Linked DNA regions of Homo sapiens: region 1 is linked to region 2. A link is a loop called in an ENCODE intact Hi-C map of the cell type or tissue named here. Cell type or tissue: heart right ventricle. All regions are shown on one strand. Each heading gives the region's core, and the rest is flanking DNA. Links, peaks and the distances in the headings are about the cores only.

Region 1 (11,751 bases), core at 2,287-10,286, 140 kb after region 2:
GTTTACCTAAGCTTTCTCCTACTTTTTTCAACTCATTTCCTCTACCCAACTGGAGATAAACTAGCAACCCATGACAACAGGAGGGTATGTGCTTGTTACTGTTACCTAAACAGCCACACTCTCCAATAATACCTAACCCTTTTCCTGAGTTGTGTGGGTTAGAGTAGCCACCAACTAACAGCTGGAATAGCGTGCAGAGGAGATGAGAAGACTAACACTGGCACCAAGAGTCACAACAATATTTTTTCCCTGGAGGTTGAGTGTTGAGACAGGTGGTTGATGTCATGAGTATTGATCAGTTGTTTTGAATTAACATAAACAAAACATGAAATTGGTTTTACTTTCCTGGAAATGCAATAAATTTATTAAAGATACTTTATGTGACCTTGCACACGTATGTTTATTGCGGCACTATTCACAATAGCAAAGACTTGGAACCAACCCAAATGTCCAACAATGATGGACTGGATTAAGAAAATGTGGCACATATACACCATGGAATACTATGCAGCCATAAAAAAGGATGAGTTCATGTCCTTTGTAGGGACATGGATGAAGCTGGAAACCATCATTCTCAGCAAACTATCGCAAGGACAAAAAACCAAACACCACATGTTCTCACTCAGAGGTGGGAATTGAACAATGAGAACACATGGACACAGGAAGGGGAACATCACACACCAGGGACGGTTGTGGGGTGGGGGGAGGGGGGAAGGATAGCATTGGGAGATATACCTAATGCTAAATGACGAGTTGATGGGTGCAGCACACCAACATGGCACATGTATACATATGTAACAAACCTGCACATTGTGCACATGTACCCTAAAACTTAAATAATAATAAAAAAGATATTTTATGTGACTTTTTATCATAAAAAGAGAGAGCATTATGTTGCTGAATTTTCAATAATACATTGAGATAACTTAGATTTCTTAGTATCAGCTGTAAAAAATTAATATTTGATCTTGTGTTTTACTTAGAGACATTTCTTTTACTTGTAAAATGACTGTTTACTGAGAAGAGCATTTTATATGTGTTCTCATTTTAATAGAAACTACAGTGTTGATACTGGTTGAGTTAATTAAAGCAAAATTGGTGAGGTCATAGCAGGTTAATTATCACAGTTTCTAAGCATGTACAACGTCCCATGGTGAACAGTTTATAACTTTAGATAGTTTTCTATAAAAAATATTTTTCTCAAATGCATGTAATTATAATAAATATAATTTCAAGGATATAAGCCAACAACTATTGGAACTGCTATTGAAATAAAAATTGTAACATGATAGGAAAGTATATCTCCCCTTTTGGTTAACTAATTGAGATACAAACTCCATTTCCTTAATAATTAGATGCAAGTAAGTACAGATTTACTTACATTTTGTGGTAAATGAAGATATGCAAACATTTATTAACCTTTTCCTTTGTCAATTTAAAAATAAGCTAGTAATTACTCTACCTGCTATTCTCAAAAGCACTTGTGTCAACAGCTTATCAGGCTCTCAAGGCTCCTGCTTTAAAAAACAAAACAAAACAATACAAAATACCTTATAGCCTCAGACTTCAATTTTCATTTTAATCAGGGCTAAATCAAAGATAGTTTAAGGTTTATAATAATTTATTTCTACAGAACTATACAATGACAGAAATTTTAGAGAAAATCTAGCTAGCCCACATCCCTTAATTTTATAGACAAGAAAAGCAATGCTGAAAAAAATCCACCAAAAATAACTGAGCAAATTAGCACCAGAGTTAGACTTGAAAACTCAGGACTTTCCTGATTTCCAGACCTCTGACTACTGATTTGCCCAAGCTTCTTTTAAAGTCATGTTTCCAACTAGGCAAAATAGAGCTGAGGGGAATAGGCACCTATTATTTTCATCAGAATATGTGGAACTCATTGGTTGCTAGATTTTTTTTAAACAACATATAAGTGCTGTTCTCAAAGAGAATGTAACCTAACAGTGGAATCCAGGTAAATGCATATAAAAGATAAAATGCAGTAAAGTAGCAGAAGAAAACAGTGGTGCACTTATCTAAAATAAATATAATCCTAAGAATTATATTTATATAAGCTTCACCAATTTGTAACCCTTCTCAAAAATGAAAGACTGTTTTTTCTTTTTCTTTCTTTTTTTTTTTTTTTTTTGAGATGGAGTTTCACTCTTGTTGCCCAGGCTGGAGTGCAATGGCGCGATCTCGGCTCACTGCAACCTCTGCCCCCGGGGTTCAAGCGATTCTCCTGCCTCAGCCTCCCGAGTAGCTGGGATTACAGGCGCTGGCCACCACACCCAGGTAATTTTTTGTATTTTTAGTAGAGACGGGGGTTTCACCATGTTGGCCAGGCTGGTCTCGAACTCTGACCTCAGGTGATCCACCTGCCTTGGCCTCCCAAAGTGCTGGGATCACAGGCGTGAGCCACCGCGCCCGGCTGAAAGAGTGTTTTAATAAATACAACACACAGAAAAGGATAGATATATCTGATGCAATATAGAAGGAAACAGATGTGAGATGTTAGTGGTTCTGAGGACAAGCTAGAGAAAGCACTCACCATCATTTGGGAAATGTTTTTATGGTCCTATAGTGAGGGACTGTGTGGAAGAAACAACGTGACAGTGTGACATGTTTAGCATGTCTTTGATGTGTAATTTGAACTGCATTTATAAAAATCACTTAAAAATTATTTCATTTTAACTGTAGCAGGAGGTAAAATTTTTAATGTTCTTACTTTTCAGGGCTTGGTCTTTTTTTTCCTATGGTAAGTAACAATACTAAGTCAGATTCTGATATTTTCAACCCTTGTTGCTTTCCTGTGTCATAATTAGCACCATGGTTTGTACAGATCTTCAATTGCCTGACTTTCATATGCATGGGGCTTAGGAGAGTGGTATACATTCCCATCAAGAGTTATATCAGGCCTGAGTGATGTCTGGATATCAGCAAAGACATTATTCTTAAAACTAGGAAGAAAAGCAAAAAGAAAAAAAAAGAGGAAAATTCCATATATGTAGATGCATCTAGGCAATAAAGATTTTCATCTTCATTTAACATCAAGTTCTTTGTAATGAATGGGGGATTATAACTCTTGATTGTTTGTCTGCATAATTTATCCCACTTTAATATCAAACTTTAATATTTCTAATATGTCTTAGCAATAATTGTTACCACAATCGATAATTAAACTACTGTTCTGGAAGCCAGTGCAAAAAGGAAATTCAACAGGTTGCTGAGTTCACAGTGGGTGATAAAAGAAATTCATGTCAGATCACACTAAGTCCACCAAGACAGTGAGACATTCAAAACGGTTCCTATCACATGCAATTTGGATATTTAAATAAACAATATCTATAACACTAAAAATGCAGCAGATTTATAATCTTTTCATAAGCCAAATGTTAAAGAAGTAAATCATAAGACCTGAAGGCAGCTCTATAGGAAGCCAAAAAAAAAAAAGTCAAGGCAAGTGTCCTAACTTGTCTCAAAAACTTAGAACATGTTCTTTTTTTTAAGGCAAGTGTCCTAACTTGTCTCAAAAACTTAGAACATGTTCTTTTTTTTAGGCTGGGGTGCAGTGGTGAATGTGCACATCATGGTACTTTACAGTAAGCAATAATATTTGCATGACAGAAAATAGAAGGTTATTTTGGACACTCCATAAATCCTCTGGTGAAAAAAGTTTGCTTTTCTTTTTAATATATAATTATAAGTAAAATAAAACATTAGGAAAAATATTAAATATTAGACATGATAGAATTTCTAAATAAAATATTTTCAAAAATTTGTGGCTGGGCATGGTGGCTCATGCCTGTAATCCCAGCACTTTGGGAGGCACAGCTGGGAGGATCACTTGAGGCCAGGGGTTTGACACTAGCCTGGGCAACATCGTGAGATCCCATTTCTGCAAAATAAAAAAAATTATAAAAAAATTGATAAGAAAGTTAAAGTTTTGTCAATGAGCATAAAATTTTTAATTCAGATTTTATGATTCACATAAAATTCCTGACAAGACTTTCTAATGATGAGCTCTCGAAATTCCTGATAGTCATCACTGATGAGAAACCATTCCCAAAAGTAGGTGATAAAGCCACATTTTTATAATCATCTAAATATTTAAAATACAGATGCCCCTCGACTTATAATGGGGCTACATCCTGATAAACGCATCATAGGTCAAAAATAACAAAAATGCACTTAGTACCCCTATACAGCTATCATGAAGTTGAAGAATCATGTTGAAACATTGTAAGTCAGGGACTATTTGTAGTTCAAATTACATTTAAAGAATCTAACAACTTTTCCTAACTTTCATTAACAAATGAAATAGTACATTTTCCTAAGATTTGTAAGTGGGTTTGAATGCAAAACATTTTTTATATTAAGTATTTCAAAACGGTGATAATACCTTAACTTGCATTGTCTGAACATATTCTGCAAATGGTACTTGCATTGTTATAGCAGTCACACTGGAGGTAGCTCAGACTCCAGTAAAAGGGTAAATCAGTCACAAAAAAGTATCAGATATTAGGGCTGATGGGTTTGAGAACTCTACCACAAGAGCCCCACAGTCAGCCTCCTACAAACCCTAACTGGCTGCACTTTGGATATTCTGCCATGCCTTTTGATCAATTGGAATATGAATGTCTTCACCATTGCATACCTCTTGTCTAAAATTGGCAGAAGCACTCAGCAATTGGCAGCTGAGGGAGAAATCCAGGTGGAGGAACATCTCCTTGAACAAGACCTCAGAGCTGCCAAAGCAGAGAATGGGAGTTTTCATTCTTCAAAATTTGTGGGTACCATGGAACATACCCTCAGATTCTTCTCTAATCATGCTGCCTTCTAAGGAGTCTCAGACGAGACTATTTATGACCTGAGGTAAGTGGCTTAGGAGCCCTATTTGAAGGAGAGCCTGCTTGCCACTCCAAGCACAGAATTGTTCAGTTTCTCAAAGTACAAGCATTAGACTGTACAATAGCACATTGGTTGGAAAACTTTGCTTTAGGGAATACAGTGACTTGTCAGCACATCTCTATAACTTTCTTTCACAAGTATCATTGGTCTCAAATTTGTTTAGGCAAGAGCCAGAGCAGCAAACTCAGGGATAATAATCCTCATAAACGCCTTTGGTTTCATATAGTCCAATCAATTGGTTAACGGGTTCATCTAATTATTATTGACTATCTATTCTGTGCCAGACACTAATGTTAGTCTAAAAATGTTTCAAGTTGAATTGGGAAGAGGTTCTGGGGTCCTTTCCTTAGGCACTGGAAGTCTGGGGTCCTAACTCAAGAATAAAACAATGTTACTACCCCTGCCCCACATCACATCAAATATTAGACAAGCTAATCAGTGATAAACTGCACTAATTTTTTCATAGCATATGTGCTACCGCTCCCCTAATTGATTTGTAAGGTTTATGCTTTTCTGGGTATTTTTTGATTCATTGAGGCTGAGTGAAGGGAAAGGATCAAGGTGCCAAGATGCCTAAAAATTCTGGATCCTTTAGAATTTAAGTCCAGAGGGTCTGGAGATGCCTAGAGCTCACGAAGAGGACCCAAGGAGAACGATGAGCAAAGGTTAAATGATACGTTGACATTTTTTATCTTTCCGGTAAAGTCCCTTCTCCCTATCCCATGTCCTTATCTTGCGATGTTGTAGCGGAGTAAGGGCTCATATTTCATATCTCCCTTGGGGATTTCTGGTTTTAACCAAACAATAAAACTTCTCAATTTTCTGCAAAACAAAATATTCTTCATTCTCTTAAGGAAGAACCCCAAAGAGCCGTGGAAATAAGGAGTATTGATGAAGAGGGCTTATGGACTTTGTCCTCAGAGTATATTAAAAGAGATATTTTCTTAGAGGGGAGAGGCACAGTTGGCAAAGTTGACTGCCTTGTCTTCCCCACTTCCACACAGGGACGTTATGTTACAGCTCAGCTGAACAGCTCACCATTCCCAAGGCGTGCAGTATATACCCTAATGTCTCCCTGTTCTTTCTCTGGCAAGTCATTCTCTAAGACCTGCCATGAATGTCATCCACATATGAAGTCCTCCCCATTGCCACCTCCACCATCTGTCACCTCCCCACTCCTACAGTCCCTGTTTTGGAATTCCCACAGCACCTGTTGCTTATCTTCATTGCACTTAGTTCATGGCACTTGTTTATATGTCTCAATATTACACTGGGCAGAGACCTCATTACAACACTCAAGGATCTGTCCCAAATTAAGGACTGAGGAAACATTTGATGAGAAAGCAAATATTACTTTCTCTTTGTATTTAACTTTCAGCTCACATCTGCCTCCAGAACATAGCTGTATACATTTTTATCTTTTCTTGATCCTAACACTTCCACTCTTGTCTTCTGGTCTTCCTCTCAGTCTGGAGCTTCCCTCAATTCCAGGACTTCTCTGACTCCTCAGTAACTGCCAAGTAGACAGCAACTGCTGCTCTGCTGCCCCCAAGAGGACCGTGGCCAACACAGACATTGTGCGGTTGGTGATATCATAAACCTCACCAGAGAAGCATTCAGGCAGTAATACATGAACCTAGGAGAACAGAATGATGTTTGTCTCTGGGAACAGTTGTAGGCGATGGATATAATAGTAGGTTAAGGATATAATAGACGGTTAAGGGTTGAAACCGTCTCTGCTCATGGATTTAATCTCTAAGCCTCTCAGACTCTGTAGAAGGTATTGAAATAAATTAACATCCATTTGGGCTTCCTTACTATCTGGACATTTCCCTTCTGGTTAGTCTTCAACATTTTCAAATAATTTCTCCAAATGCTTGATCAAGAAGCATAAATGAGAAAACACTAGATTAGTCTTTCAGTCTTCCTAAGACATTTATTTCTTTTTCTTTTCCTGTTAGCCTAGGAAAGCACAATGAATTTATATAGAAGAATTTTAATTGTTTATCCTTTCTAAAAATGTTCTCCACCAGACAATGCCTATAAAGTGCTCTCAAAGTCTCTAATGAAAGGAACTACTGTACAATGCAAAAGATTTTCTATATTACTATTATAGGGACTAGGTGCTTTAAATAAATATCTTTTAATAACTGTTACAGAAGGAACAAAAACCAAGGAATAGAATAGAGAGTAGAAACATTTATATGTCACCAGAAATTCACAATAAAAACTACAGAGAAATACATAGCATAAGTTTTTATAATATTTGAAATTCCATACCTGGGAAAAGGTTTACTCCTAAATTTGATATCTAAATTTTGAACAAGTGGCAGTCACTGAAGAAAACATATGTAGAAGAAGAACATATTCTGAAATCATAGGTAAAATCCAAGATTATGTTATGTTCTACTACAATAAGAATATTAGAAAATCAGAACTCATATTACCTCTTGTCCCCAAAGGATACCATTTTTAATAAAACTACATTTTACTGAACTGACATCAGAGATCATGCTTGAAATAAGAAATAATAATAATATTATTCTGAACATCTGAACACTTCACACATCTCCTTCATTGAAACATTGTCATATCTTGGAGAGGAAAATCCACGAAATTTTAAAATGAAAAGAGTTTGTCTGGCCACATTAATACAAGCTACTGTAGGAATAAAATAGGAAGTAAGAATCAAAATATTTAGCCAATGAAAAGGATCTACCAAAATAGCAATCACAAAGTCAAAGAAACTGTAACAAAACACTCCAGTGTGAATTCAAAATAATCAAACAAGAATTTGGAGGTATGAGAAAGTATTTCAAATTAGGAATTTTAAAACACAGAAGAGAAATATGCAAAGAAACAGGATAATTGTGAAACAAAAATGAAATGAGCCTAGAAAATACTGGAAAAGACAAAATCATTTCATAATAAACAGTATATTAGAAAGAGCCCAAAGGAAAAGATTTAGCTAAAAACATGATAAGAATATGGCAACTGGACAATTAGTGATACGGTTTGGCTGCGTCTCCACCCAAATCTCAACTTGAATTGTATCTCCCAGAATTCCCACATGTTGTTGGAAGGACCAAGGGGAAGGTAATTGAATCTTGGGGGCTGGTTTTTCCTGTGCTATTTTCGTGACAGTGAATAAGTCTCATGAGATCAGATGGTTTATTATGGGTTTCCGCTTTTGCTTCCTGCTCATTTTCTCTTGCTGCTGTCATGTAAGAAGTGCCTTTCACCTGCCACCATGATTCTGAGGCCTCCACAGCCATGTGGAACTGTAAGTCCAATTAAACCTCTTTTTCTTTCCAGTCTTGGGTATGTCTTTATCAGGAGTGTGAAAATGGACCAAATACAGTAAATTGGTACCAGAAGTGGGGTGTTGCTGAAAATATACCCGAAAATGTGAAAGCAACTTTGGAACTGGGTAACGGGCCAACATTGGAACAGTTTGGAGGGCTCAGAAGAAGACAGGAAAATGTGGGAACGTTTGGAACCTCCTAGAGACTTATTGAATGGCTTTAACAAAAATGCTGATAGTGATATGAACAATAAGGTCCAGGCTGAGGTGGTCTCAGATGGAGATGAGGAACTTGTTGGGAACTGGAGCAGAGGTGACTCTTGTTATCTTTTAGCAAAGAGACTGGGAGCATTTTGCCCCTGCCCTAGAGATTTGTGGAACTTTGAACTTGAGAGAGATTATTTAGGATATCTGGTGGAAGAAATTTCTAAGCAGCAAATCATTCAAAAGGTGACTTAGGTGCTGTAAAGCATTCAGTTTTAAAAGGAAAACAGAGCAAAAAAGAAAAACCTATTTCTTGAGGAGAAATTCAAGATGGCTGCAGAAATTTCATAAGTAGCAAAGAGCCTAATGTTAATCCCCAAGACCATGGGGAAAATGTCTCCAGGCCATGTCAGAGACCTTCATGGCAGCCCCTTCCATCACACGCCTGGAGGCCCAGTAGGAAAAAGTGGTTTTGTGGGCTGGGCCCAGGGTCCCCGTCTTGTGTGCAATCTAGGGACTTGGTGCCCTGTGTCCCAGCTGCTTTAGCCATGGCTGAAAGGGGTCAATGTGGAGCTTGGGCTGTGGCTTCAGTTGGTGGAAGCCCCAAGCCTTGGCAACTTCCATGTTGCATTGAGCCTGCAGGTGCACAGAAGTCAAAAATTGAGGTTTGGGAACGTCCACCTAGACTTCAGAAGATGCATGGAAATGCCTGGATGCCCAGGCAAAAGTTTACTGCAGGAGCAGGGCCCTCATGGAGAACTTCTGCTAGGGCAATGTGGAAGGGAAATGTGGGGTTGGAGCCCCCACACAGAGTCCCTACTTGGGCACTGCCTAGTGGAGGTGTGAGAAGAAAGCCTTTACCCTCCAACTCCCAGAACGGTAGACCCACTGACAGCTTGCACCATGCACCTGGAAAAGCTGCAGACACTCAACACTAGCTCATGAAAATAGCCAGGAGCCACAGGGGTGGAGCTGCCAAAGACCATGGGAATGCACCTTTTGCATCAGCGTAACCTGGATGTGAGACCTGGAGTCAGAGGAGATCATTTTGGAGCTTTAACATTTGACTGCCCTGCTGGATTTTGGACTTCCATGGGCCCTGTAACCCCTTTGTTTTGGCAAATTTCTCCCATTTGGAATGGTTGTGTTTACCCAATACCTGTACCCCCATTGCATCTAGGAAGTAATTAGCTTGCTTTTGGTTTTATAGGCTCATAGGCAGGAGGGACTTGCCTTGTCTCAGATGACACTTTGGACTGTGGACTTTTGGGTTAATGCTGAAATGAGTTAAGACTTTGGGGGACTGTTGGGAAGGCGTGATTGGTTTTGAAATGTGAGGATATGATATTTGGAGGGGCCAGGAACAGAATGATATGGTTTGGCTGTGTCCCTACCCAAATCTCAACTTGAATTATGTCTCCCAGAATTCTCACATGTTGGGGGAGGGACCCAGGGGGAGGTAATTGAATCATGGGGGCCAGTTTTTCCTGTACTATTCTCATGATAGTGAATAAGTCTCATGAGATCTGATGGGTTTATCATGGGTTTCCACTTTTGCTTCATCCTTATTTTCTCTTGCCACTACCATGTAAGAAGTGCCTTTCATCTCCCACCATGATTCTGAGACCTCTCCAGCCATGTGGAACTGTAAGTCCAATTAAATATCTTTTTCTTCCCTGTCTCAAGTATGTCTTCATCAGCAGCATCAAAATGGACTAACACAATTAGATTTTTTTAAAAACATGAAAAAATTAGCTGGGCATATTGGCTCATGCCTGTAATCCCAGCTACTTGGGAGGCTGAGGCAGGAGAATCACTTGAACCCAGGTTGCAATGAGCTGAGATCACACCATGCACTCTAGCCTGGGTGACAGAGTGAGACTCCATCTCAAAAAGAAAATTTTATATATATATATATACATATATATATACACACATATATATGTATTTATATATGTATGTATATATGTATATATATGTATATATGTATATATATGTATATATATATGAACAGTATCATTAAAAAGTCTAATATCTTTTAAGTCTAATAAAATTTGTGCAACATTTCTAACTTAAAACTATAAAATATATCTGAAAGAAATTAAAGACGACCTTATAAATGAAGAACTAGACTATGTTCATAGATTGGAAGATAAAATTTCCCAATTGTAATTGGAAGATTGCATCTTTTGATTGCATCTTTTCTACAAATTATTAAATGTTCCACTCCCCAAGTTAATCTATAGATTTAACACCATCACAATCAGTGCTGGCATGCTTTGTGTATCTGTGAATATTGATAAAAACTGATTCTGAAATTTATATGAACACACACACAAAACCTACAATAGCCAAGACTGTCTTGAGAAAGGACTTACACCCCTAGAGTTCAGGACTTTAAAGACACAGTAATTAAAAGTGTGGCATTGACATAAGCAGAGAGACATTAAACATAAAACACAATAAAGTGTTCATGAGTGTGTGTGTTTGTGTGTATGTTTGTGTGTGGTCATTTAGTTTTTAACAAAGGTACCTCAGCAATTCAGAGAGGATAAGATGATCTTTTAATAAATTGTACTAGGTCAATTGGACATCCATATAGAAAAGAAAAACAACCTTAATCCCAAACCTCACATCATACAAAAATTTAATTTAAGGTAGATTATAATAAAAATTTAACTTAAGATAGATTATAAATCTAAATAGTAAAAGGTAAAACAATAAAGCTTTTAGAAAAAACAAACGAGAATAATTTCAAGACATATTTGTCAGGTAAAGAAATTTTAACAGAACACAAGTAACAATTATCATAAAAGACGAGAGAACTTGTGGCCTTTTTTTTTTTTTTTTGAGATGGAGTCTCGCTCTGTCGCCCAGGCTGGAGTGCAGTGGCACGATCTCGGCTTACTGCAAGCTCCACCTCCCGAATGCACGCCATTCTCCTACCCCCATTGTATCTAGGAAGTAACTAGCTTGCTTTTGATCTAGGAAGTAACTAGCTTGCCTCCTGAGTAGCTGGGACTACAGGCACCTGCCACCACACCTGGCTAACTTTTTGTGTTTTTAGAAGAGATGGGGTTTCACTGTGTTAGCCAGGATGGTCTTGATCTCCTGACCTCATGATCCGCCGCCTTGGCCTCCCAAAGTGCTGAGATTACAGGCATGAGCCACTGTGTCTGGCCGAGAACTTATGGACTTTAAAAGCTTCTGTTCATCAAATACATCATTAAGAGGATAGAAAGAATAGGCAGAGAAAGATGTTTAAAATACATTTTAGATAAAGGACTTGTTTCCGAAATATATAGAGAACAATTACATATTAATAAAGA
Region 2 (11,751 bases), core at 1,735-9,734:
AAAAAATTCAATTTTTTTTTTTTTTTTTAGATGGAGTCTTGCTCTGTCGCCCAGGCTGGAGTGCAGTGGCGCGATCTCGGCTCACTGCAAGCTCTGTCTCCCAGGTTCACCCCATTCTCCTGCCTCAGCCTCCCGAGTAGCTGGGACTACAGGCGCCCGCCACCACGCCCGGCTAATTTTTTTTTTTTGTATTTTTAGTAGAGACGGGGTTTCACCATGTTAGCCAGGATGGCCTCAATCTCCTGACCTCGAGATCTGCCCGCCTCGACCTCCCAAAGTGCTGGGATTACAGGCATGAGCCACCGCGCCCGGCCCACTTTTTTTTTTCTTAGAAAAACTATATTATGGCCTAGTCTGGTTCCAAACTTCTTCACTCTTCTTCCCCCCAACAGCTGAGGCTAAAGCTATGTTTCACATCTGCAGGCACTTCCAATTCTGGCTTTCCCCCCAAATTTTGCCTCATAACACAATTTACTAAACTGTCTCCGGTTCCATATTCTGGAGTTCAAACGTATCAAGTCCTTGCCAGCAGCTTATTCCTTATCTCTTTCTCCAGTTCCTGAGCCATTGCCACTTTTTTTGCCTTTGTTCTTATGAGAAGGATCTTTTTTTGCTAACCTGCTTCAGAGTTCAGTGTCCTCCATCTATTTGCTGGCCCGAATTTGCTTTTCACTTCCCCTTTCATAGAGAAGAGTCCTATTCCTAAACTTCAGGCTAGACACTAGGTCCTACGACTCTGATGCCAGTGTCTGGATATTTGAGACTAACTGTGTCCTCACACTCCTCTAGCATCCATCACGACATCTAGCCCAACTACTGGAACGTAATGTCACTTCATCCAGTATAGCACTCCTGGCTTCCCACAGCAACTGTTTAACTATAACTGAAAATCTTGCTAACATCATTTGTTCACCACATTGAGCCCTCATTTGCAGCCACACCTGGATAATTTTCCTAACTCCTTGTACCACACCAGTGGGCAAGTTTAGCACCTGGATGTTTTGGTCTACATAATTCCTCCACATTCTTGCTGAAAGTAAGTGGCCTTGTCTATTTAAAGTGGAGCTCTAAAAAATGGCATGCCACTTCACACACTGTGATTTAACTTCCTCTCTCCATTACTAGACATGACACATTGAAGGCAGGTGGCATACCCCATTATAGTTATCATTGTATTTCTGCATATAAGGCAGTGGAATGGAAACTGGAAGGCTAAAGACAGAGCAAATGGGTTTTGCAATATGTGATATACTATAAACCTAGAAAAATTATTTGGCCATTTAAAGCATGGTCAGGAATAGTTTGTGGGTGCTGCCTGGGGTCTTCACATGCTAGTGGGGGAAGCTCATCAATGAGTAGAGCCCTAAACTCCTGGGAGTCCAGCTCCAGCAGCAATATCTACTCCTTTTACATATTAGTAAATCACTGAACTGCTCCATTTCAGCTTCCATGTTACAAAAGAACCCAACTCATAGTTCTCTCAGGAGAGCAACGCAAACAAATTAGCCAACAGTTGCCAAATCATCTAAAAATGAACTGAGCTAAATAGCTTTACACATGCATTTTCTCCTGGAATTCCATATTACACTTACGATGTGGTACATGGAGCTCCTTCCCCCCATCTAATCCAAGGCAAATGAGAAGTGTGACTTTCCTAAGAGAGGGTGAGTAGTAATTGAAAACCAGAGCATGGAATTCAACACCCACTGAAATTTTTATTTTAACTTGATATACATATTTTACTTATTAAACCATAGCATAGCAATTTTGCTTATCTGTAGAGAAAAAGAAATGATTTTGACTAAAAAAAACCACTGCCAGAAAGTAAAAATGCATTAATCATCTCATTTTAACCACTGCACTCACTTTTTCCCCCAGTAAGTAAAGACTTACAAAATTTTGTTGACATCAAGCTTCAAATGCCAAGCAGGTAAAATGACAACTAAATATTGCTAATTCTACTGTGAGAGAGCAGGCATAATGTGCTTAATGCTTTGGTTGATGCACAGTTAATGCTCAGTAATGGTTAGATATATTTCCCAACACTAGAAAATGGAGTTTTAAATTCGCAGATATTTGTAGAGCACTTTAAATGTGATAAATGTATTCTTAATTTGATTCTGGTTCATTAATTCTTATCGAAACTCTCAGAGGTAAAAATCATCATCCCCATTTTACAATGAAGTAAATAAAGGTTTGAAGGTGTATTTGTTTCCTAGGGTCATCATAACAAAGTAGCACAAAGGGGCACCTTAAAACAACAGAAATGCATTTTCTCATGGTTATAGAAGCCAGAACTCTGAAATCAACGTGCTGCAGGGGTGGTTCCTTCTAGAAGCTCTGGGGGGGAATCTATTCCATGCCTCTCTCCTAGCTTCCGGTGGTTGCAGGCAATACTTGGTGTTCTTGGCTCATCGATGCATCAATTCAGCCTCTGCTTTCATCCCCACTTTGGCATTTTTCTCTGTGTGCCCTCTCCTTTTTGCTTTGTTTTGTTTTGTTGTGTTGTGTTTGTTTGTTGAGGCAGAGTCTCGCCCTGTTGCCCAGGCTGGAGTGCAGAGGCATGATCTCGGCTCACTGCAACTTCCACCTCCCAGGTTCAAGCAGTTCTCTTGCCTCAGCCTCCCGAGTAGCTGGGATTACAGGTGCACATGACCATGCCCAGCTAGTTTTTGTATTTTTAGTAGAGACAAGGTTTCATCATGTTGGTCAGGCTGGTTTTGAATTCCTGACCTCAAGTGATCCGCCTGCCTCTGCCTCCCAAAGTGTTGGGATTACAGGTGTGAGCCCTCGCGCCCGGCCTCTCCTCGTCTTATCAATCATTGGATTTGGGACCCCCTTTAAGCTAATATGGCTTCATCTTAATTCAGGATCCTATTTCCAAATAAGATCGCATCCTTAGGTTCTTGGCGGACATTAATTTGGGAAAACACGATTCATCACTACGGAAGAGTTAAAAGATTCCCCCAAATCACACAAGTAATAGGATGTGGAGCCAAGACCACAACAAAAGTATATTCAACCCTTATCCAATTCACTCCATTTTTCTATAACATTATGCTGCCCAAGTCAGAGAAGTTAGGATGTGCTGCTGTAGCACTGGAGTCATTCCGTATCACCCTGCAAAAGCCCCCGCTTCATTCAACTTCTTTTAATTTACAATAATCAGCACAGGATTAACTATCTGTGACAGTCCTATATGGAGGCTCAACTCCCTTCAGCCAACAGCTGAAAGTTTAGGGTTTTTGTTGCTCATGATACCCGAACTGGACACCTGGCCATCATTTTCAGTAACCTCTCTCACATCTCAACAACCCTTCATGCGCCTTTATGTTAAACCAAGGTGAATTAGACAGGTGCCTGCATCTCCTCCACCTTTTTATAACTGTATATCGTTGTTGCTTCTCCTGAAATCCCTGTCTGCTCAGGTCATATCTGCATGCTCAAAATCCATTTAGGTCTAAATTCATTCCTAAAGGCCCAGTGCAGATATAAATCTGTCTCCTCAATTACCATAGCACTACCTCTTTGCTTCAAAGGATACGAAACAAAATGTAATTTTCATCATACTTTATTCTTCCTTCCTTTTTCTTTCTTTTTTCCTTTTTTCTCTCTTTCATCTTTTTCTTCCTGTATACACATGATGCCTACACACGTAGATTCATATACACATGCGCACATACACGTACGTCCAGTCAGCCCTCATATTCATGGGTTCTACATCCATGGATTCAACCAAATGCAGATCGAAAATATCCAAAAAATAAAATTAAAATGTAATACAATAAGAATAAAATTAAATTTAAAAATAATACAGTATAACAATTATCTACATAGCATTTACATTGTATTAGAAATTAAAAGTAACTTAGACATGATTTAAATTATACAGGGAGGATGTGCATAGGTTATATGCAAATACTACACCATTTTACATAAAGGACTTGCGCATCCATGGATTTTGGTATCCACAGGATGTCCTCATGGATACTGAGGGATGACTATATATACATATATGCACACACATTCACATCCACCTAATTCCAAAAGAAGAAACCGACATCTGAGAGAGGAAGCCCCATACCTTACTATCTCTCAAGAGTGTATACTGCAGTATACTTTGTTCCAAGAAGGTGTACAATAAATCACTAATAAATGAATAAATTACTTTATATATTTAAATGACTTTATAGAAACTTAAATTACTTAAAATTAATTAGCTAAATTAATTAATTTATATATTTAAGAAGAAAATAACTGTGAGTGTTTAAAAAGAATAACTGATTTTAGGTATAAGTTCACAATAGGGATGAGAATAATTTTTTTTCTTTTTTGCAACAGAGTCTCACTCTGTTTCCCAGGCTGGAGTGCAGTGGCATGATCTCCACTCACTGCAACCTCTGCCTCCCAGGTTCAAGCGATTCTCCCGCCTCAGCCTCCTGAGTAGCTGGGATTACAGGCGCGTGCCACCACACACGGCTGATTTTTGTATTTTTACTGGAGACGGGTTTTTGCCATGTTGGCCAAGCTGGTCTCGAACTCCTGACCTCAAGTGATCCACCCACCTCGGCCTCCCAAAGTGCTGGGGTTACAGGCATGAGCCACCACGCCTGACGGAGAATAATTTTTAAAATACTATGATCTATTACTATAATCACATAATAATTGTAAGACATTCTTACAGTTTTAAAAGATAGAGCTATAACATGATTTAGAATCACTTGTCCCCCGTGTTAGTGTTTAGAATGTTTTAATTTTTTTCAAGTACCTCTTTACTCATAACTCTTCTTGCTTTAGGCCAACCTGATTGTGTTTTAAAAATCACTGAAATCCCTACATATACACATGTACATTTTGATGCTAGAATTGATACATATATATGGTATTGCATATATCACAGAGAATTACTGTTTAACTTAAGTACAACCTGGTAAAGCTTTGTTGATTTTGCTACGTCACTTTACAATACTTAATAACTTGTCATTAAACCCTGTACTATACCAGCACCTAAAAGTGCTTGACCGTAGTAAGTTTTTATAATGCTTATGACTTGGCCTGACACCGTGTATACATTAATCCAGAAACCAGAGAAAACAATCAGTTATTTGATATCACTTCAACCAATAGATGGTTTAAAATCTTGCTGTACATTTTTTTCTTTCTGTTCTTTTTTTACGTGTGGGGAGGGAGTTTATTGGAAGTAGAGGTCCATCCTTTTAGTATATGTTAGTGCTATAGAGGTGGTTTCTCTTCTGAAGTTCTATGGAGAAGTCTGGATAAGATGTAGAACTGATTCTCTTTTAATTGATGGAATCATATAATCTCATGATCAGACCTTAAAGATCGTTTGGTCATCAAGTCTTAATTGATGATGTCTGTATCAAAGTACACAATATATGTTGTCTCAAGCACCTCAAAGATAGAAATCAGGTGTCTCTCTCTTCACAAATACAACCAATTGACACTAGCTACCCGAAACACTGCACTGAGGAAGATTCTGAGACTGAGACAGGGAGCTGGAGGATAAATGGCATATGTGTTCTTCCAATAAATATTTATAGAATAGAAATCCTTGATGTACTGAGACCTTTCTGCTCAAATACAATCATGTAATGTATAGAAACTCACCTTATATGTTATATAACTAGGAAGACACTAGATCACCCTAGATTGTCAGTTCTGAATATTTGGATACTTTGATCCATAGCTACCCTGTTCTATGTGGTAGCCACTAGTCAAATGTTTGAAATTAAATAAAAGTTGAAATTTATTTCCTTGGTTTTATTTCAAGTTCCACATTTTGAGGGTTCAAATGCCACATGTGGCCACTATATTAGACAGCCCAGACAGAGGACATTTCCATCGCTGCAGAAAGTTCTCTGAACAAATTTCAACAACCACTATAAACTACCACCATTTCATCATGTTGAAATCTGCACAAGTCAATTCTTAACAAATAGTTTCATAAATCTCTTCCAAGGTGTCATGCTACATCTTTACTTCTTTTCTCCTTCATGAGTCAAGGATATGACAGTGTCTAGTCCCCTGAAAATGGGTGTGGGTACATGTGTATGTATCAGAATTGGTGCAGAGTTTGAGGAAGAGTCATAGCTATTGGCTACTCTGCCTGCTGAATCCTTCTGTGCCATGAGGTAACCTAGCCATACTGGTCAGCAGAGGTGACTTCAGGGGACTTCTCCCTGATGACTCAGGCACTCAGGAGAGCAACAGCGATGTTATCAGAGAGGACAATTCCAAAATGCTATATGTGTATCATACTAAATTAAAAGCAGAAATGGAAACAAGGATACAGTCAGTGTGGCCAGGGTACTAAGAAAGGCCATGAGAGGAGAAGGGCAATGGCAATGAAGAGAGTGTTAACTACTGATTAGGGAGGTGGGAGAAGGGAGGTGATAGGAAGCCAAAGAGCTATGGGCCTGCACAGAATTACCTGACAATCCACCTTAGCCTGATTATCATAGGCTGTCAGCTCAGCCAAGTGAGGGATGACTGAGAACACAGCTGATAAATAGATGTTTCCTTTATTCTTCCTTTTATAGCGTCTCTCCCTCGCTCCTATTTCTTTGGATAAGGCAATGGAAATCTTGCGGAATGCTGACAATGCTTTTGGCTGGTTTTATAATGACACTTCAGTGATGCCAAGCTTCTATGGCCCTCTTCTCAGGACGCCCAGAATAGCCATGTTCTGCACCTCTCCTCTGGCCACCGACGTGCAGGCCGCCTGGCATTTCTTTCAGTGCTTTCACTCATATTTCCTTTCAGCTTAAATTATGACCATAAGCTCTAGGAGGACAAAATTTGTATCATATTTGTGGCCCCTGACAGTTATTAGCATGGTGCCCCAAACATCTATAGGCAATATGGCATTGACATTGCATTCAGGCACTAAAGTACATTTGCCTGGGTTCAAATTTCACCTCTGCCACTTACCAAATGTGCCTTTCAGAAGGTAGACCTCTCTGCATTCAGCTTCATTTTCCTTCTCTGTTAAATGGACCATAGGCTCTGTGCTAAGAGCTGTATTTTTAGGAAGTCTTGTCAAAGTTTGTGGTGTTTAGCTTCTTTTGAGAGTAAAGATTATAGGACGCCAGAACTGGAAGGGATCTTTTGAGTCACAGAATAGAATTCTTTTCCTAAGTAATAAAAATCTTCAGATAAAAGTGTAAAAGGAAACAATATATATAAGAAAAAATAATAAATGAGGGTTCTTGGGCATATAAGTCTTTAATATTTGTTGGAAAGTACTTAACTGTTGGTAGAAATTTTGAAGCATCTGTTCTAAGCCTTAAATTCCAAAAAGCACAATTTGAAAATCAAGTATAATCGTCCAATTTAGCAAGAAACCTGAAATGCAGAAAGAAAAGAAACTTGCTAAGAAGGGGAAAAGCTGAGTCTCTAAAGAGGTGGCTTGCCTCCAGGCCAGTGTTCTTTCTATTCATATTATAACATGCTGGCTGGCTTTCACATTATTGCAAGTGAGCCTTAAATGGCATGACATCTAAAAATGGTAAGCCTTGCCAAAGCTATGTGTGTGTGTGTTTGTGTGTGTCTATATATGTGTGTGTATATATGTACATATATAAATAATAGCAGAGTAACTTAGGGCCTGTCTCAAGTGACTCTTATCTAAACTATAATGCTGACCAACATAAAAGGTCAATTACAACTATTAGTGAATTATTGAATACAACTTATTGTTCTTCCTTCCATTAGACATAGCCTTAGTGACAAAAAAATTATAAACAAGGATTAAGTTACTAAATCACTTGGTCTTAGTTGGAAAAAGATTCTTTCTTTTGATTCTTTTTATAGCAATGATGATGTTACTTAAATACTACTCAATTGTGTAAAGCTTTAAGAGAAGGAGGCAGTATCTGTGTACCTAATGACTCTGCGGGGAAGAGGGAAAGATTTCATTAAAATGTTACCTGTAGCTTCATGCACTCTGCAAACAAAGTCAAATGCCAGCTTGTTTCAAAATTACTGCCATTATATCCTAACAGTAAAGCACTCACTGGCAAATACTAGAGGAAATAATAAACAATGATAGCTCTTAGCAATTGAATAATACATTTTATCCACGGATTTGAAAGTTCTTTAGAAGCATTAACTAATTAAGTTTCACCACATGCCCACAAGGTAGGTATTAGTTCTCTGTTTTATAGATGTGCTCATTTAGCATGAGTTACAGCCCACATTTGTGGGAGTATTGGATGGGAAAAATCCCACGGATCAGATTCACTAGGCTGTGCAGTAATAACATGGCAGTGTCCCAAATGATTCCCAGGAGGCATTGAAGAATTAATGCACATCCAAAACACCTAATTTAATAGAAACTTCCGAACCAAGGCAAACTGAACCCTAAAAGATGTAGAAATTCACTTCTGGCTTTCCCTGCATTTAATGCTTTTGCACTACAAAGGAAACAATCAGCAAAATAAAATGGAAACCTATGAATTGGGAAAAAAATATTTGCAAACCATACATCTGATAAGGGATCAGTATCCAAGATTTATAAAGAACTCATACCATTCAATAGTAGAAAAACAAATAACCTGATTTTAAAACGGGCAGAGGACTTGAATAGACATTTCTCCAAAGAAGACAGAAAAATGACCAATAGGTATATAAAAAGGTGCTCAGCGTCATTAATAATCCGGGAAATGTAACTCAAAACCACAATGAGATATCACCTCACACCTATGAGGATGGCTATTACCAAAGAGTTAAGAGATAGCAAACGTTGACAAGGATGTGAAGAAAAGAGAAGCCTTTTACACTATTGGTGGAAATGTGGATTAACGTAACCATTATCGAAAGCAGTATGGAGATTTCCAAATAAATTCAAAATAGAATTACCACAAGACCCAGCAATCCCTCCTCTGGGCATACGCCCCCAAAAATGAACTCACCACCTTGTAAACATATCTGAACTCCACATTCATTGTAACGTTATTCACAATAGCCAAGATATGGAAACAATGTAAGTGTCCATCATCAACAAATAGATAAGGAAACGGTGGTATACACAGTCTGCCCTCCATGAGTTCCACATCTGTGGATTCAACTAACCACAGATGGGAAACATTTGAGACAAAAACTGCATCTGTACTGAACATGTACAGGCTTTTTTCTCATCATTATTCCCTATATAATGCAGAAAAACAACTTTTATAAAATTTACATTGTATTAGATATTACAAGTAATGTAGATCTTATGTCAGAGAATTGAACATCTGTGGATTTGGTATTCTTGGGAGGTCCTGAAACCAAACCCCTATAGACACTAAGGTAGGACTGTATATACAATGAAGTGTTATTCAGCCTTAGAAAAGAAAAAGATCCTGCCATTTGCCACAAAATGGATAAACCTGGAGGCCAGTAAGTGAAATAGGCCAAACACAGAAAGAAAAATATTGCCTAATCTCACTTATATGTAGAATTAAAAAAAAAAAGTGAAATATACAGAGATGAGAATAAAACAGAGGTTACCAGGGGCACGGGATGGGAATGGGGGAAGGAAATGGGGGATGTAGGTCATAGGTTGTGAGGTAGCAGATCTGGAGGATGTGGTACAACATGAGGACTACAGCTAATAAATGTGTGCTGTATTTGCTGAATGGGCAGATTTTAGCTGCTCTTGACATTAACAAACAAAAAACCATGGGCAACGATGTGCAATGATGGATATGTAAATCTGATTTGCTCTAGGAACCATGTTACTATCTATATGTATCCATAACATCATGTTGTATATATCAAATATGGACAATAAATTATATTTTAAATTTAAAGAAATAAAAATAAAAGAGTGAAATAAAATAAAATAGAAGCCAAAAGCTTGCCGGGAGAATGTTTTTCACAGGCTAATTTTATATATCACATATAAGTAAAGATGAACTCCAACAGAGGTAGGTTATTCAGAGCCATTAAATCACAAAATATTAGCAAAAGAAAGCTGCTAAGAGGTCATAGAATGGTACCTCCGTTATTTTATAGGAGGAAAAGTGAGGTTCAGAGGATAACATGGCCTGCCAGTGTCCACACAGTCAGCCCAATCTTACATAAAATGTGTTAAAAACTTGAGTAAATAAATAAAAATTTTGGTTGGTAAAAGTTCATTTTTCTATATACAATTTGCTCTAAATTAGTGTTTGGCAAATTGTGACCCATGGGCCAATTTTGGACTGTAGCCCATTTTTGTATAGGCTGAGAGTTAAAACCCCTTTTTTTTGTTTGTTTGTTTGTTTGTTTGTTTGTTTGTGTGAGACAGGGTCTTACTCTGTTGCCCAGGTTGGAGTGCAGTGTCCCGATCATGGCTCACTGCCCCCTCAATCTCCTGGCCTTCAGAGATCCTCATACCTCAGCCTCCCAAATAGCTGGGACCACAGGTACATGCCACCATGCCCAGCTAGTTTGTTTTATTTTTTTGTAGAGACAGAGGCTGTGTTGCCCAGGATGGTCTCAATGATCCACCTGCCTCAGCCTCCCAAAATACTGGGACTACAGTTGTGAGCCATAGTGCCTGGCCTTTCACTTTTTTTTTTTTTTTTTTTTTTGAGACGGAGTCTCACTCTGTCGCCCAGGCTGGAGTGCAGTGGCGGGATCTCGGCTCACTGCAAGCTCCGCCTCCCGGGTTCACGCCATTCTCCTGCCTCAGCCTCCCAAGTAGCTGGGACTACAGGCACCTGCCACTACGCCCGCCTAATTTTTTGTATTTTTAGTAGAGACGGGGTTTCACCGTTTTAGCCGGGATGGTCTCGATCTCCTGACCTCGTGATCCGCCCGCCTCGGCCTCCCAAAGTGCTGGGATTACAGGCGTGAGCCACCGCGCCCGGCCTTTTTTTTTTTTTTTTTGAGACAGAGTTTCACTCTTGTTGCACAGGCTGGAGTGCAATGGTGCAATCTCGGCTCATCACAACCTCTGTCTCCCGGGTTCCAGCGATTCTCCTGCCTCAGCCTCCTGAGTAGCTGGGATTACAGGCATGCACCACCATGCCCAACTAATTTTTTGTATTTTTAGTAGAGACGGGGTTTCTCCACGTTGGTCAGGCTGGTCTTGAACTCCCGACCTCAGGTGATCCACCCTCCTTGGCCTCCCAAAATGCTGGGATTACAGGCGTGAGCCACAGTGCCTGGCCGGCCTTTCACATTTTTATATGGTTGAAAAGAAAACGTTTTTGATTAATGAAAATTATATAAAATTCAAATTTCCATGCTCCTAAATAAAAAGTGTTATTGAAACACAGCTATGACCATTTGTTTGCTGACTGTCTACAGCAGCCTTCATGCTACAATGACAGTGAGTAGTGGCAACAGAGACCACAGCATTCAAAAGCCTGAAATATTTCTATCTGATTCTTCACAGAAAACATTTGCTCACCCCTTCTCTAAATGACGTCTGTGAAGAGATGTTTAATATGTTGATGTGTGTCTGCAAACAGCGTATCTTTTGTTTATAAATTAGACATACCCAGAACTTGATTTATATCCTTCTGTGTTTTGGTTATACATCCATGGGCTTATCAAACTGTTTCATCAAGGATACCAAATGTCTGAGAATTTTTCCTAATTTCTCAATAGTCGACACCTCCTTTTCAAACCATATTTACGTCAGTCTTTACTGTCTGTCTCAAACACTTTCACATCCATTATTCCATTAATCTCTCACATGAGGAGCCCATGGAAATAATTACTATTGCTGCATTACAGAGAGGGAAACCAGGCTCC

Evidence for each region. A loop is a pair of places that touch in the nucleus more often than their neighbours do. Peaks named below come from ENCODE experiments on the same cell type or tissue, not always from the same donor. Only the 100,000 strongest peaks of a DNase experiment are listed, where the experiment ranks them.
Region 1: it touches region 2 in a loop (2.7-fold over the local background); 2 of 110 quality-filtered maps call a loop at or near these places.

What each region holds. Positions count from the first base shown.
Region 1 is chr3:192,766,242-192,777,992 of GRCh38, forward strand. No RefSeq gene overlaps it. Among named protein-coding and RNA genes, the nearest start is that of FGF12, 45 kb to the left of the region's middle. In heart right ventricle, for the core only: a CTCF peak has its summit at 6,465 (motif pointing left); a DNase peak (open chromatin) is centred at 6,462.
Region 2 is chr3:192,630,544-192,642,294 of GRCh38, forward strand. All of the region lies in intron 2 of FGF12 (fibroblast growth factor 12), which reads right to left. Among named protein-coding and RNA genes, the nearest start is that of FGF12, 91 kb to the right of the region's middle. In heart right ventricle, for the core only: no CTCF peak of the experiment used is centred there; a DNase peak (open chromatin) is centred at 6,569; H3K27ac peaks cover 4,934 bases.